Regions from separate parts of the Homo sapiens genome. Here all the other regions are linked to region 3. A link is a contact called in ENCODE Hi-C or POLR2A ChIA-PET data. All regions are on one chromosome and are shown on one strand. Each heading gives the region's core, a stretch centred on a gene start or an enhancer-like site at or near the end of the contact. The rest is flanking DNA. Distances are from core to core; before and after follow the strand shown. Region 1 holds the start of LSG1 (large 60S subunit nuclear export GTPase 1). Region 2 holds the start of NDUFB5 (NADH:ubiquinone oxidoreductase subunit B5). Region 3 holds the start of EIF4A2 (eukaryotic translation initiation factor 4A2).

Region 1 (4,872 bases), core at 1,067-3,566, 7.9 Mb after region 3:
GAGCTGATATCACGCCACTGCACTTCAGCCTGGGTGACAGAGCGAGACTCCATCTCAAAACAAAAAACAAAAAAAACCTCAGCCCCAGATGGAAATGTGACAGTCTCACCTGCACTCAGCAATAAACAACTTACCAGCTACAAACTCTGTTCCTGCAAGTTCTGCAGTAGCAAGGAAGTCATCAAGGGAGCTCTGTTCAGTCACTGACTGAAGATTAAGACGACCCCAATCATAGCCATCATTGAGTTCACTTGTGTGCAACTATGAAAAAACACAGGGTGATAAATACAGCTGCTCTCTTCTGCTCTTGGCATCCAATAAGCTCTAAAATTCCTTGCAACTAGTCTATGGTCTTGAGGGTGGTTGTAGTCCCTTTAGAATCAATACTACTTATAGTTAATGTTTAAAGGAACACGTTCTTACCTCACAATAGGCAGTTCCCTTTCACCATTTCATTAATTTTCAAAATCTTTTGAGGTGAATTTTACTGTATTTCCATTTTACTGATGATGAAACTAAGGCTTCAGCAGATAAAATAACTTGCCTATAGTCAAAATCTAAATGGCACAGGTAGAACTTGAACCCAGATTGTCTGACTGTGCTAGTCAAAATTAGTCAAAACTTTATTTGATATAATCCCACAATAAGAAATACATTTTACATAGTGACCCAAAGGTGTATGTACATATAATGATACAAGCATTCAAGTACCGTTCAGTACAGTAAAATGGCAATAGAAGAATACTGAAACCACACCCTATTACATGCAACATTCTGATATTTCTCTATCTTGCTGGGGAAAAAATAAAAACAAAACAAAACAGCTAGCTGCAGACCACTAAATTGACTTCCAGACACAACCCAGAGTTTGATAACCATCACCCTAAGCTATATACTTAGTATAGATACAAATAAAAAAAAATTGCCAGGCGTGGTGGTTTGTGCCTGTAACCCCAGCTCCTCAAGAGGCTAAGGCAGGAGGATTGCTTGAGGCCAGGAGTTTGTGATCAGCTTGGGCAACACAGCAAGACCCTGTCTCTCCAAAACAAACAAACAAAACCAAACAACCAGGCCTGATGGTGTGCACCTGTAATGCCAGCTACTCAAGAGACTGAGGCAGGGGGATTATTTGTGCCCAGAAGTTTGAGACTGTAGTGAATTGGTGAGTTATGATCACACCACTGGCACTCTAGCCTGGGTGACAGAGTGTGACCCTGTCTCTAAAAATGAATAACTGAATGATGAATGAATTTCCTAAATAAATATTAAGGGCCAAAAGTTTAAGTGGGCATAGAATCAGCAAAAATAAGGAATTAGGATCCAATTCTTTACCATTCATGTTCAATCTTCCCACAGTTTCCTAAAAGGCTTCATTAGTAACAAGTTGCTTCAAAGCTAATAAAAATTACCAGTAATCTAATGTCCAGAGTAACTCTGACCTGATGAATACTGATAAGCACTCCATGCTGTTTACTCTGCAGACTATATGGATGAAAGTCAGCTGGTGTGACAGTGGCACACGCTTACTTAGCTCCAGGGACATATTTAACTAAATTTAGCACACGATCTTAGCACTCAACATGTTCTCATTCATTCCCGGGGGAATGAATGGTGAAAATAACGACTAGAATGATGAACACAAGCCAAATCACTTCATTCATTTTTTTAAAGATCCTTCTATAACCTAGTAAAATATTAGGTCTTGTCACACCTGAAAAATCAATGATTTATCTTTGAGCTAAACCACTAGGGGGTGCTTCGCAAGGATGAGGCAAGGATCTGAATTATTTTATATTTCTGGCAGTAACCAACCGCTTCTGGAGGATCCATTCTTTGAACAAATCAATACAAAAATACGTTTTGTCTTTTTCCTGCTCTGGAAGTTCCAAGCACTTCAGTGGCTTCTAGGGCAAAACCCAAACGTACTCAAGACCTGGCATTGAAGACTCTTCAGATTCTCACTCCACGCCTCATCACCACACTAACTCTTCTTTCAAGCTTCTCCTACCTTTGTGTTCTGGGCCTTGCCAGGAGGAGGGCCTGCTACTCAGCTTGGCAGAAACTCCAACTCATCCTTCAAAACCCGGCTGAGGCGTCCCTCCTGCAAAACTTATCTGACTTTTGACCCCGAATTTTGCAGCACTCAGGCTAGACAGAAAAGATAAGAAAGATGACATGGTCTGTCTTACCCAGGAGTCAGTGTGACGATGGCTTCGGCTCCGCTGAGTCTGATGGCGCATAAGGGCCCGTCCCAGCGACCCACCGGCCGGGGCTCTCCTCCGGCCCATGGCAACACGACCGCTGGACGAAGCTTCCCGGCTCGGCGCGTGCAGTTTCCGGGATTCACAGTTCGATCCCCGGAAGTGACGATAAGCGAGCCCAAGTAGTTCAGGCTCAAACTTGAGAGGGGAAAGCAGAATGACTTGTTCTCAAGTTCTCCTTTTACGTCTCGATTTTACCAGTATTATAGAATATAAGTGAAAAAATGGTTCTGGGAAATTTTCGATAGATTTCCTGGCGAATGTCTCGAGTTTGGATAAATGACTGAGTTAAAAGAATGGTCCATTCTTAATTTGTGCGTCGGTCTTTAGCGTCCGGCGAGAAACTAGAGCACGTCGGAAACATGGCGGTTCCTATTCGCGGCACTAGCTCCGCCTTCCGCTGCTTCCGTCAGGAGGACGCGGAGACTCGGAGGAAGAGTGTTTCGGTGGCGCTGGGACGGGGGCGTTTCCCAGCGCTGGTTTTCTGCTGGCGTCCCGAGGTGTGGTCTCTCCGAGGTCCAGCACAGCAACTAACTTTTTGTTTATCTAGCCGACCCCAGCTGCGAACTGGGGAGAAAAGTCTTCGCCTGGATGTGAATTTGGAATGAGAGGCTGAATAGTATTTCCAGAGCTTGGCAAGGTTGTAGGAAAAGCCAACAGGAAGTGACTTACGCTTTATTTCAAAGAAAAAAAAAATGTTTAAACAGTTCTAATTATATTTTCATTACCCTTTTTAAAAATAATTAAAATGAAAGTGAAAACAGTGAGCCAGCTCCACTCCTAGAGGCCTGGGCTTTTGTTCCTCACTTGAATGTTTGATTTCCCTATAATGGGAATAATAGAAAGTCAGCTTAGAGTGGCTGGTGAACTACATTCTCATTGATCCAGAGAACCATCTCTTTGTTTTGATGCTTGGAGAGAGGAAGCAGCTTGAGCAAGTCGTAGATTGAGTGCGTGCAGTGTCAGGAATAAACCCAAGTCTTGTCACTAGCCTGTACACCCCTGGGGAGAGTGGGGAATGAGGGTTGTTAACATGTATTATTTATTTATTTTTATCTTTTGAGACAGAGTCTCGCTGTCCCCCAGGTGGAGTGCAAAGGCATGATCTCGGCTCACTGCAACCTCTGCTTCCCGGGTTCAAGTGATTCTCCTGCCTTAGCCTCCCGAGTAGCGGGAATTACAGACACGTGCCACCGCACCCAGCTAATTTTTGTATTTTTAGTAGAGACAGGGTTTGACTATTTTGGCCAGGCTGGTCTCGAACTCCTGACCTCAGGTGATCGCCCGCCTCGGCCTCCCAAAGTGCTAGGATTACAGGTATGAGCCACTGCGCCTGGCCAAACATGTATTTTTAAATCATAGGATCGAGGTAATGCATATATTACCTAGCATAGCTTGATTTAGCCATTCCACAATGTACACATATATCAAAACATTATGCGGTACAACGTAAGTAATAAACAATTTTTAGTTGTCAATTAAAACAACAGCCAAAAAGAAATAAATAGGATCAAGAATCTGTTTAACCTAGGGCTTTTCACACTTTAATGTGCATATAAATCCCCTGGGAATCTTGTTAACATGCAGATTCTGATTCATAAGCTCTGGGGTGAGGCCTGTGGCTCTAACAAGCTTCCAGGTGATACCCATAGTACTGGTCCTTGGGTCACACTTTGAGTAGCAAGCGTAGTCCACTCTTTCCTGGTGCAAATGAAGACACAGAAGTGGACTGGCTAAAGGTCAGTCATAGCAAGTTAGCATCAGGCGAAACTGGGTCCAGACTCCCACCCATTCTGAATTCCCTGCCAGGGTTTCTGTGTGCTGCACCTTACCCCTCTTACTGAATTGAAGTGAGTTTTGGGAAATGCCCAAGGGACTGCTGGCAAGCTGTGAAGCAGTTGGCAACGCTTTGAGAAGGCAGTGCTCACAGATGAGCAAAGGAATGCATCAGAACATCATTTCTCCCATTTCTCAATTTAGAAACAGTGTATCTTTAAAATCCTACACATAATCTCCAGAAGTAAGATATGAAGAAGACCCACGAAATAGAATTAGCAGACAGCTCCCGGCATTCTCTCCAGAGCTAAGTGGTTAAAGGTCAAACTAACTCATGAAGTAAGATTTCACATTTTAATAATAATACTAGGAGGTGAGATAAAGAAACTCACCATCTCATTCCTAGAGCTCAACCAGGAACTTGGGACTTCATCTAGTTTCTTTTTCCAGATTTTGTCACCTCTGGAGAAAATAAACACTTTGGTTTTCCACTGTTACTTTTCTAAGGGCTTAAAAAATCTTGACCAAATAAGACCAGGCGTGGTGGCTCACGCCTGAAATCCCAGCACTTTGAGAGGCTGAGGCGGGTGGGTCACCTGAGGTCAGGAGTTTGGAGACAAGCCTGGCCAACATGATGAAACCCCGTCTCTGCTAAAAATAGAAAAATTAGCCCGGTGTGGTGGCATGCACCTGTAATCCCAGCTACTCGGGAGGGTGAGGCAGGAGAATTGTTTGAACCCGGGAGACAGAGGTTGCAGTGAACCCACATCGCACCACTGCACTCCAGCCTGGGCAACAAGAGCGAAACTTCGTCTCCAAAAAAAAAAAAAAAAAC
Region 2 (4,659 bases), core at 1,283-3,782, 7.2 Mb before region 3:
GGAATCCGAGAGGCAGAGGCTGCGGTGAGCTGAGATTGTGCCACTGCACCCCAGTCTGGGCAACAAGAGCAAAACTCCATCTCTAAATAAATAAACAAACTTTAAATTATCATTAAAAAATAAAATCTAAAATAAGCCCTAAACCTTACTTTAGTTAATAATTTCAGCCTATTCCTTATCTAACCATCTTGCCAATCTGCCAAGGAACAATTAACTCTACTATTATATTGTCCCTTTAATTTTCTCTAGTAGACAGTCTCAAAGAAAACTGAAAAAGGAAACATCTAAATAATTCCTAAACTGGATATATAATCCTAGAACGATGGTTGGGCGGGGCGGGGGGGGGGGTTCCATAAATATATCTAATGTTGACAAATCCAAGTATCTCACCAGATTTTACTTTTTCTTGCCCCCAGTTTTTTGGGTCATCAAAAAATTCTTCTAGTCCTTTCCTTGACAATGTGGTATGAAGTAATCTATATTGGTGAAAGGATGTCACATTTGGTGTACTCTTAGGCAACAAACTAAGAAAAAACCTGCAATTGAACACACATAAACAAGTAAAAGTTTTATAATATCTGGATTTTATAAGCAATAAACATTATCATAATAAACATAATCATTTTGTCATCGATAACATTTTAAAAAGCTACTCAGGGTTTCTGCACAAGAATTAATTTTTTTTTCTTATTTAGAGACTGGGTCTCACTATGTTGTCCAGGCTGGTCTCGAACTCCTGGGCTCAAGTGATCCTCCCACCTTGGCCTCCCAAAGTGCTGGAATTACAGGGATGAGCCACCATGCTTGGCCACAATAAATTTTGAAAATGCTTTAGAAAGTATTGTTAATACTGCATTATAGAAGCTGCTACCTTATAATTTCAGAGGTAACATAGTTACACAATTATATTTTAAGGTAACATTTTTGGGTCCTTCTTACATTGCTAATGGGTGCAAGCGCAGGTAAAAAGAGCAGTCAATTTTGCAACATGTGGGCTGGGCACGGTGGCTCACACCTGTTATCCCAGAAATTTGGAAGGCCGAGGTGGGAGGATCACTTTGAGCCCAGGAGCTCAAGACCAGCCTGGGCAAGATGGCAAAACCTCATCTTTAACAAAAATACAAAAATTAGCCAGGCATAGTAGCACGTGCCTTATAGTCCCAACTACTCGGGAGGCTGAGGTGGGAGGACGCTTTGAGCCTGGGAGGCAGAGGTTTCAGTGAGCTGAGATCACACCATTGCACTCCAGCCTGGGCGACAGAGTCAGTCCCTGTCTCAAAAAACAAAAACAAAAAAACCTCACAATTTTGCAACATGTATCAGGAGCCTCAAATACTTCCTCCTTTAATTCAGTAATTCTGCATCTAGAAGTTTCAACTGAAAAAATTATTATAGATGGGAATTTATAAATTAAGATGTTTATTAAAGCACTATATAGGATGTCAAGTTTTTAATTATGTAAATACGCAGCTAAGAATGGTTTAAAAATTACTGTGCATCTGGATGATAAATTATTATGCAGTAATTCAAAAATCCTGTTTTTAAAAAATAGTTAACGACCTGAGATGATTTGAAACTAAATAATGAAGTTTATCACAAGTGTTGTATCCCTACCAAAAATATTTAGCCTAAATCTTATAATGAGGAAACAATCAGACAAATCCAAATGAATAAGATTCTTAAAAAGCTAATCTCATCAAAATGTCAACAACATTAAGAAAAAAAAAAAAAAGAAATTGTTCCGGATAGAGACTAAAGAGTCATGGCAACCAATGTAATAAATGGATACTTCACTGGATCCAGGACCAAGAAAAATAAATAAATAAAAGAAGTTACTAAGTTACCAGTTACTTTCATTGTAACACATCCTGTAAATACAAATATCTCTTCTTTTTTAATCCATCCAAACTTGACACAGACTTGAGTATCACAACAAAAACATCTTCGGTAAAGTTTTTCGCACCTCACCCAGCCCAAGAGGATGCTTCTGTACTTATAGATGTATTTACTTCAACAAATGCTGGACATCTACAAACCCCATATACTGTCTTGTCCACAGCAGGCAGCAACAAAATGAGGAAGGAATAGAAATGTCGGAGGTGAGCGACTTCTCCAAGGTCACTCACTCCTCACCAAAGTGGGCTCCGGCTCTGCCATCCAGGCGGCCGTTCCATTCTTGAGTTGTTCTCGGCATCTCGGCATCTCGGCAACCAAACAAGATCCAAAGTTGGAGAGGTGGGCAAACCTACTTTATACATCACTTACCCTGTGCAGGCAGGGACCTGAGGAGTTATTAACGATCGGGAAGATTTCAGGGCGGATGAAACTCTCCTACAAAGAAGGGCCAAACCGGCCGCAGCCATGTTTTCGCATAACTGGCAAAACGCGTTTCCGCCAACGATAGCGTCACTTCCGGCGTCTCAAGCCGGCGGTGAGGAGAATAGAAAACTTGCCCTCACTTAAGATGGCCACATCCTGCCTTTGTCCTCATTGGTAAATTGGCTCTCTCAGCTTCCGTGACCCGCCTCCCTTCTTCCTCCTGCCCGTAGTAGCCATGGCGGCCATGAGTTTGTTGCGGCGGGTTTCGGTTACTGCGGTGGCAGCTCTGTCTGGCCGGCCCCTTGGCACTCGCCTCGGATTTGGGGGCTTCCTCACTCGTGGCTTTCCGAAGGCTGCTGGTGGGTGCTGGCCTAGGGAGAACGGGCGTGAAGCGGGTGCGGGGCGAGAAAAGGGAGGACGCTTCCAGGGTGACCTTGGTGGGATCCGGAGGGAGCCGGGACAAGTTGTGGGCTTGGGGCTTGACAGGAGAGACGGAGCACGAGCTATATGAGGGGTTTTCCTGAAGTAGCCAGATAGATCGTGTTTACATTATTAGCATTTCTAAAACGTTGTTATTCACCATCCCAATTAATGCTAATTTGCGGATGAAGCTGAGTCTAGAAAGGTATAGAGCTGAGATCTGTATCTCTAGGGCACAAGCTTATTGTTGCGTTCCACCTGCCCAAAGGCTAGGTTCTAGTCCCACAGATGCAAAGTCATCTTGCCGAGAAGCCCACCTATGCTAAGGAATATGAAGACAGGTAATATGTAGACAGGTAAAGAGGCTCAGGGCCAACTTATTCTTTAGGCACAGTAAGTACCGTGCCGCCCAATAATGAGATGCAGATGAACTGGGGAGGAAGAGAGGTTTTTGTTTTGTTTTGTTTTGTTTGTTTGTTTTTTGAGACAGAGTCTCACTCTGTTGCCCAGGCTGGAGTGCAGTGGCGCGATCTTGGCTCACTGCAACCTCCGCCTCCTGGGTTCAAGCGATTCTCCTGCCTGAACCCATGATAGTTTTAGGGGTCTACGAAAGTCTTTTAATTTAAATTTCTTTTTTAAAAAAACCATAATGTTTATGAATATGATAACGAATCCAGCCTGTATTATGTTCGTTTTATACCAATGCAGTCATAAAATATTATTTTTAATAACTTAGACGAAGGGGCCCTTGAAGGCAAAAGTGCCTAGGTCTCAGGAAAGTCATAATACAGTCTTTTTTTTTTTTTCTTTTGAGACAGTCTCACTCTGTCACCCAGGCTGGAGTGCAGTGGCACCATCTTGGCTCACTGCAATCTCCACCCCCCGGGTTCAAGCGATTCTCCCGCCTCAGCCTCCCCAGTAGCTGAGGCTACAGGTGCACACCACCACGCCTGGCTAATTTTTGTATATTTAGTAGAGATGGGGTTTCACCATGTTGGCCAGGCTGGTCTCGAACTCCTCACCTCAAATGATCCGCCCACCTCAGCCTCCCAAAGTGCTGGGATTATAGGCGTAAGCCACTGCACCTGACCAATACAGTCTTAATAGGGCTATTTGGACCTCCTTGGAGACAGTGAGTTGCATCATGGCGGTGTGAATAATCATAGCAAAGATCAAATGCTTGATATTCAGTGTACTTTATTATCTCAGAGACTCTGCAAAGAAATTACAATGTTATTTTCATTTTACAGATGAGGAAACTGACTCAATTATTAAATAATGTGTCACTAAATAATAGCCAACATTTACTGAGCACCTGTTACGTGTCAAGCATCCTTTTTTATTTTTATTTTTTTCAAGACGGAGTCTTGCTCTGTTGCCCAGGCTGGAGTGCAATGGCGTGATCTTGGGTCACTGCAACCTCTGCCTCCTGCGTTCAGGCGATTCTCCTGCCTCAGCCTCTTGAGTAGCTGGGATTACAGTTGCACGCCTCCATGCCCGGCTAATTTTATGTGTTTTTAGTAGAGATGGGGTTTCATCATGTTGGCTAGGCTGGTCTCGAACTCCTGACCTCGTGATCCACCTGCCTTGGCCTCCCAGAGTGCTGAGATCACAGGCGTGAGCCACCCCACCTGACCTCAAGCATCATTTTAAGGGTTTAAAGTATTAATTTATTTAATCCTCTTCATTAGATATATACTGTAAGCTATTTGCCCTGTGCAATAGAAGCAGGTAAAGAGGAAGTGAAACACTTAAAGTCAGAAAGTTGTCTCCAGCCTCAAAATATCTTGTTCTCTTTTTACCCCTATTCTCCCAGTTTAATTTGAATTATGCCACTCCACAGGATGAGGCAATATACATAGGGATTTGCTGGAAACATGATGCAAAGAACCAGTGGTATTTAACAAATTTCCAGCAGGA
Region 3 (4,944 bases), core at 755-3,254:
TGATTTCAAACACTAAAGGTTGACAAAGAAGCATTTATAGTTCACTGAGAAGGCTATCTTATTTCAGATTCCAGGTAAGCAGAATCACTTAAATTTAAAAGAGCACGCTCTGTGTTGATATGCAAAACTTTGTTAAAGTATACGTTTTGATCTTTAATTCATTTATTAGTTACAAATGTTATTTACTATTTAGTAAGCACACGCAAATGTGGTAATCACTGCATTTATTAGGAATACACTGTAAGGTTACAGGCAGTGTGGGTGTGGATTTTGACTGTATTTGAAGTTTTCTTACCTTGAAACTTACTTAGCACTTGTAAACCTATACCATAGAGTTTAGCCTTTATTTCCTCTTAAGAGACTTGAAAATCCTACACCATCTAGTGTAGTGCTAATCCTAAAGAAAACAACCAACGATTAAGTGTTAATTGTTGATTGGTATCACCCTATGATCAATTGTTTTCACCCTAAGGCTCAAGTGAAACCAAACGGTTGGTCACTTTTTCGATTTAGTATTTTTTCAATTTCTTAGATCTCAGGATATTTTTAGTAGATTTTGGATGAGACAACAAGGATGTCTGACGACCATCATTCTCAGAAAATATCTGGCATCACCTCAAATCTGGATTTCGAACATTACAGAGGGATGAATGAGGAGCAGTACCACTGGACTGAGGGCCTGGCCCACTTTGCCATCTTGGTATTCTTAATCTTTGTCCTAGTTCCTGGCACGATAAGAATTTTCAAATAAATAAATAATTTTTGTATTAAAAAAGTAGTATTTAGAACCGAATATCTTCTATAATATAGAAAATTGAGTCAGCTTTCCCAGTAATGATTCTTTAAGTTGGCCTTCTGAAATATGAGAAAATGTTACCCTGATAGTCTCGATGATATTTTGCACCATGGGTAGGGTTGTATTTTAAAGTTAAATGACTACATATATTGTTTTTTGTTTTTGTCGAGAGACCTGAGATGGGGCTAATTGAAAACGTCTGGAGCTTAAAGACCCGTGCAGTTTACGCAGCAAGGATATTATTGCTCTGAATTTCAATAAATCAACATTTCACTATATATCGGCAAAGTCTACAGCCTTTAAAAAATGACCAATATAGACGGAATCAAAACCGATGTAGTCCCAAAGCGGCACAGAGCTGTATCTGCCAAAGCGTCCATTTAAATTCGTGCGTTCCAAGGAAAATTACTGCTTAGTTTCTATCCATTTGCAAAAGTTTATGATTTTTTTCAGGCATTCCTCACACCTGTTAGGTTAAAATCAGTAACACTCTTAAAAAGAAAGCGAGAGACCGGAAATGATATGAGAATAGAATTGGCCACTCCAGAGACATCTGCAAATGACACTCCATTTTTCCTTCTCGCGCTGCAAAATGTACCGGTAAACCGGACTTCCCGGGACTCGCTGGGTGGCCGACATTTTCCCTAGCAGGAATTTTACGTTTCCAAGATCTGAATGGATGTTAACGGTCGGGCTAAATGCCAGGCAGGTCTTCATTGTGGAATTAAACAGCGGTGGGAGCAAGCGGAATAACCGAGTTCCCCTCCCGCACCTGAGTGCCGGCAGCGAGCCGCGAGCCGGGACCTGTCACCCGCGGGAAGCCCCGGCCGCCCGACGAACAGCATCTCCGGTTTCCGCCTCCGGCTCCGGCGCGGCTCCCCCGGCCCGCCTCTGCGTCAGGGACGCGGAAACCCCGTAGGAGCAGGGCGGGCGGGGAAAGCGAGGTTTAACTAACTCCGCAGCTATATTCTTCCGCCGCGAGGTAAAGAGTCCCAACCCAACCCCGGGCCCTAGGATTTCCAGCGACCCTGTAATATCGAGAAATTACCACATTTGGGTTTTTCTACCAACTTGCTTAGGATTTTATCCGAGGTAACGACCCCAGGATCACAATTTTGTAGCTGACCGAAGCACGGCGAGAAAATTCCTCCGCAAGAAACGGGTTCCGGCCACGAGCCTATAAAAAACGGGTGGTTGGGCGCCGCTGTCTTTTCAGTCGGGCGCTGAGTGGTTTTTCGGATCATGTCTGGTGGCTCCGCGGATTATAACAGGTATGCAGTCTGTTGGCGGTCGCGGTCTGTAGTGAAGGTCATAGGGCGCCAGGGGAGATGATAGTGGATGGCACGGAGGCAAAAACTCTAAATTAATGGACGTTTTCTTAGGGTACAGCACTCCTGTGCCCTTCCAGAAGCTTCCATGATGGGTAGGGCCCGGATTGTGGGGAGATAGGACGGTGGTGCGAAAGCAGTGGCTAAAGGGCGTTTTTCCTCTCTAAGACATTACGAAACTTCGGCTGCTTTCCTTCCCAGTGTAGAGCACGGGAAACATGGAGTAAAAAGCCGTGGCGCAGTCCGAGTTCGGTACACTGTAACCAGGACCCGAAGCTTTATTTTCGGTCATCCACACGAGTTGGGGGAGGGTCCTAGGCTTTACTTGGGGAAGGGTTGGAGGCAGCGGTCTCCACTCGGCCACGGCGCGGAGGCGACGGGACAGGACCGGTGCCGGTGAACCGTTGGCATCGCCCTCGCCAGGCCGCTCCGCCCGCGTCAATCACCCGGCTTGCGCATTGTTGGGGGCGGAGTTCGGCGCTCCGAGCTCTCGCGAGACGCTCCGCAGTTGAAACGGGATCGCCATGCGCTCGGGCCTGGGGGGCTGCCTTTCCGGGCATCCGCAGGCCCCAACCTTTAGGGAAGGCGCACAGTGTGGATATTCGCCCTGAGGCTGCTGCTTTAGCTTGTGCAGGGGAGGCTAACGTGCTGAGACGGGTTGCAAAGGGCTATGCGCTTAAGGTGCAGTTGAGGTGGCCTGGAAGGGGTGTCTGACTGCAGTATTCTTGTCAGCAGAGAACATGGCGGCCCAGAGGGAATGGACCCCGATGGTGTCATCGAGGTAAGAAACGGTTGTGGATCTTGAAGCTTTGGAAAGGTGAGTGTGTTCATCTCATTTATGCGTGCATTATTTTTTCTAACTTACAGAGCAACTGGAATGAGATTGTTGATAACTTTGATGATATGAATTTAAAGGAGTCTCTCCTTCGTGGCATCTATGCTTACGGTTTTGAGAAGCCTTCCGCTATTCAGCAGAGAGCTATTATTCCCTGTATTAAAGGTAAAAGAAACTGGCATTTTTAGGAAATTGTTCTACATAGACATGAACCATAAAAGGGAAAGTAACCTCTGGGGGACTAGCACCTGTTTGTATTCCTTAAAGTGAAATGATGGCAATCATCTTTCGGGACTGACCTGAAATGAAGAGAATACTCATTGCTGATCACTTGATTATTTGGGCATAATGTTCCAAATGGAATACATGGTGTGAAGTAGAAGTGACAATTTGATGTGGGATCGGTAAATGTGTATCCTACTTTTTTTAGGGTATGATGTGATTGCTCAAGCTCAGTCAGGTACTGGCAAGACAGCCACATTTGCTATTTCCATCCTGCAACAGTTGGAGATTGAGTTCAAGGAGACCCAAGCACTAGTATTGGCCCCCACCAGAGAACTGGCTCAACAGGTATTGATAGTGTAGTTCAAAAAAACTGCTTGCGTGTTGCATAGGTTTCAGGTTTCACAACTGTGAAGAATTTAAAACTTAGTATAAATTGGTCCTACCAGATCCCTCCTTTTAATTGTCCATGCATGCAGGGAGTTTTTGTTGAAAGTTTTAAAAGAACTGGGTATGCAGGTATGGTTTGTAGGGTTGTATACTAATAGATTGAGAATCCGAAGCGCTCTCTTGGATGTACTAGATCTGTCCCCATTTTTTAAGTTTGAATGCAGTTGTGCAACATGAAAACTGCAGTGACATGTTACCATTTGACTGTCTCCGTAGTTCGTGATGCATCTGTTGCATGCTATGTTTTCAAAGCTCACTGCTATATTGGCTTTGAAGTAAACCTTCCTAATAAAGCTGTAGGCTTTATTGAGGTCAGGATTATATAAGGCACAATACCCTCTGGGGGAAAAAAATCATTTGCCCTAGCTGTAATTACAGAACATAAATTTCACTACGTACTCCCTACCTACAGTGAAGAATAATGTAGGAAACGTTATTCTTGGATTGTCTAGCTGATGCGTGGAGCAGCAGCATCCCAAGTTTGACAAGGCATAAGAAAGACATTAAGGGAATTTTACCTTGCAGCAGTTAGGTCGTCTGCATTTTAAGCTTGGAAGTAGTTTTGTGCTGTGCATGCATAAAAGCTGTTGGCAGACCAGATTATATTTGCCTTTATGCTTTAAAAATTAGTCATTGATCCTGGAGTTCTGCGGAATAATAATTAAGGCTTGGGTTTTAGATCCAAAAGGTAATTCTGGCACTTGGAGACTATATGGGAGCCACTTGTCATGCCTGCATTGGTGGAACAAATGTTCGAAATGAAATGCAAAAACTGCAGGCTGAAGCACCACATATTGTTGTTGGTACACCCGGGAGAGTGTTTGATATGTTAAACAGAAGATACCTTTGTAAGTATTGTCTTTAAGAGAGTATTTTTTTTAAAACTGTTAACATAGTTGAAAAGTCAAATTGTATCACTGAGTAGATCTAGAAATGACAGTATGACTTTGTTTCTAACAGCTCCAAAATGGATCAAAATGTTTGTTTTGGATGAAGCAGATGAAATGTTGAGCCGTGGTTTTAAGGATCAAATCTATGAGATTTTCCAAAAACTAAACACAAGTATTCAGGTAAGCATTACTTCACCCCCCTCTTAAAGGTAGAGATGGGGTTTATTTAATGCAGGTACTGTTACAATACAACTGATGTGTTTTGTTGTCGTTCCCCCTGCTTAAAGCACTTGATGCATAACTCTGTCTACCTTCATTCCGTAGTAAGACAGAGACGCTTGGCTTCAGACATTTTCCTTTGGGTATTAATGTGTAAGTTGTGCTACAACATAATTTTCTCTTTTTAAGGTTGTGTTGCTTTCT

The links. Hi-C counts contacts between places; a loop is a spot of excess contacts on that map. ChIA-PET counts read pairs that join two places held with the same protein, here RNA polymerase II (POLR2A). Pooled maps may share reads with other maps.
Region 1: a loop to region 3 is called in a pooled map, with 6 times the contacts of the local background. The contact joins the promoter of LSG1 here to the promoter of EIF4A2 in region 3. A Hi-C loop is called at or near these places in 2 of 50 pooled maps. POLR2A ChIA-PET finds 5 or more read pairs at or near these places in 2 of 52 experiments (MCF 10A and naive thymus-derived CD4-positive, alpha-beta T cell).
Region 2: a loop to region 3 is called in a pooled map, with 4 times the contacts of the local background. The contact joins the promoter of NDUFB5 here to the promoter of EIF4A2 in region 3. A Hi-C loop is called at or near these places in 3 of 50 pooled maps.

Annotation. Positions count from the first base shown.
Region 1 is chr3:194,669,875-194,674,746 of GRCh38, forward strand. LSG1 (large 60S subunit nuclear export GTPase 1) reads right to left here and starts at 2,317. Exons shown (of 14, transcript NM_018385.3): 1 at 2,190-2,317; 2 at 135-261. The coding sequence starts at 2,288. It overlaps LOC124909474, which reads right to left. Exons shown (of 3, transcript XM_047449428.1): 3 at 3,790-4,872. RefSeq lists an enhancer at 4,623-4,872.
Region 2 is chr3:179,602,262-179,606,920 of GRCh38, forward strand. NDUFB5 (NADH:ubiquinone oxidoreductase subunit B5) reads left to right here and starts at 2,533. Exons shown (of 6, transcript NM_002492.4): 1 at 2,533-2,678. The coding sequence starts at 2,555. MRPL47 (mitochondrial ribosomal protein L47) reads right to left here and starts at 2,377. Exons shown (of 7, transcript NM_020409.3): 1 at 2,266-2,377; 2 at 391-536. The coding sequence starts at 2,363. RefSeq lists enhancers at 1,667-2,533, 2,459-2,658, 2,534-3,400, 2,839-2,998, 3,029-3,118.
Region 3 is chr3:186,781,573-186,786,516 of GRCh38, forward strand. It overlaps EIF4A2 (eukaryotic translation initiation factor 4A2), which reads left to right and starts at 2,005. Exons shown (of 11, transcript NM_001967.4): 1 at 2,005-2,067; 2 at 2,860-2,905; 3 at 2,992-3,124; 4 at 3,390-3,529; 5 at 4,311-4,479; 6 at 4,592-4,701; 7 at 4,930-4,944. The coding sequence starts at 2,039. SNORD2 (small nucleolar RNA, C/D box 2) reads left to right here and starts at 3,224; the gene lies at 3,224-3,293. It overlaps SNORA63B (small nucleolar RNA, H/ACA box 63B), which reads left to right and starts at 4,751; the gene lies at 4,751-4,875. RefSeq lists an enhancer at 2,681-2,910.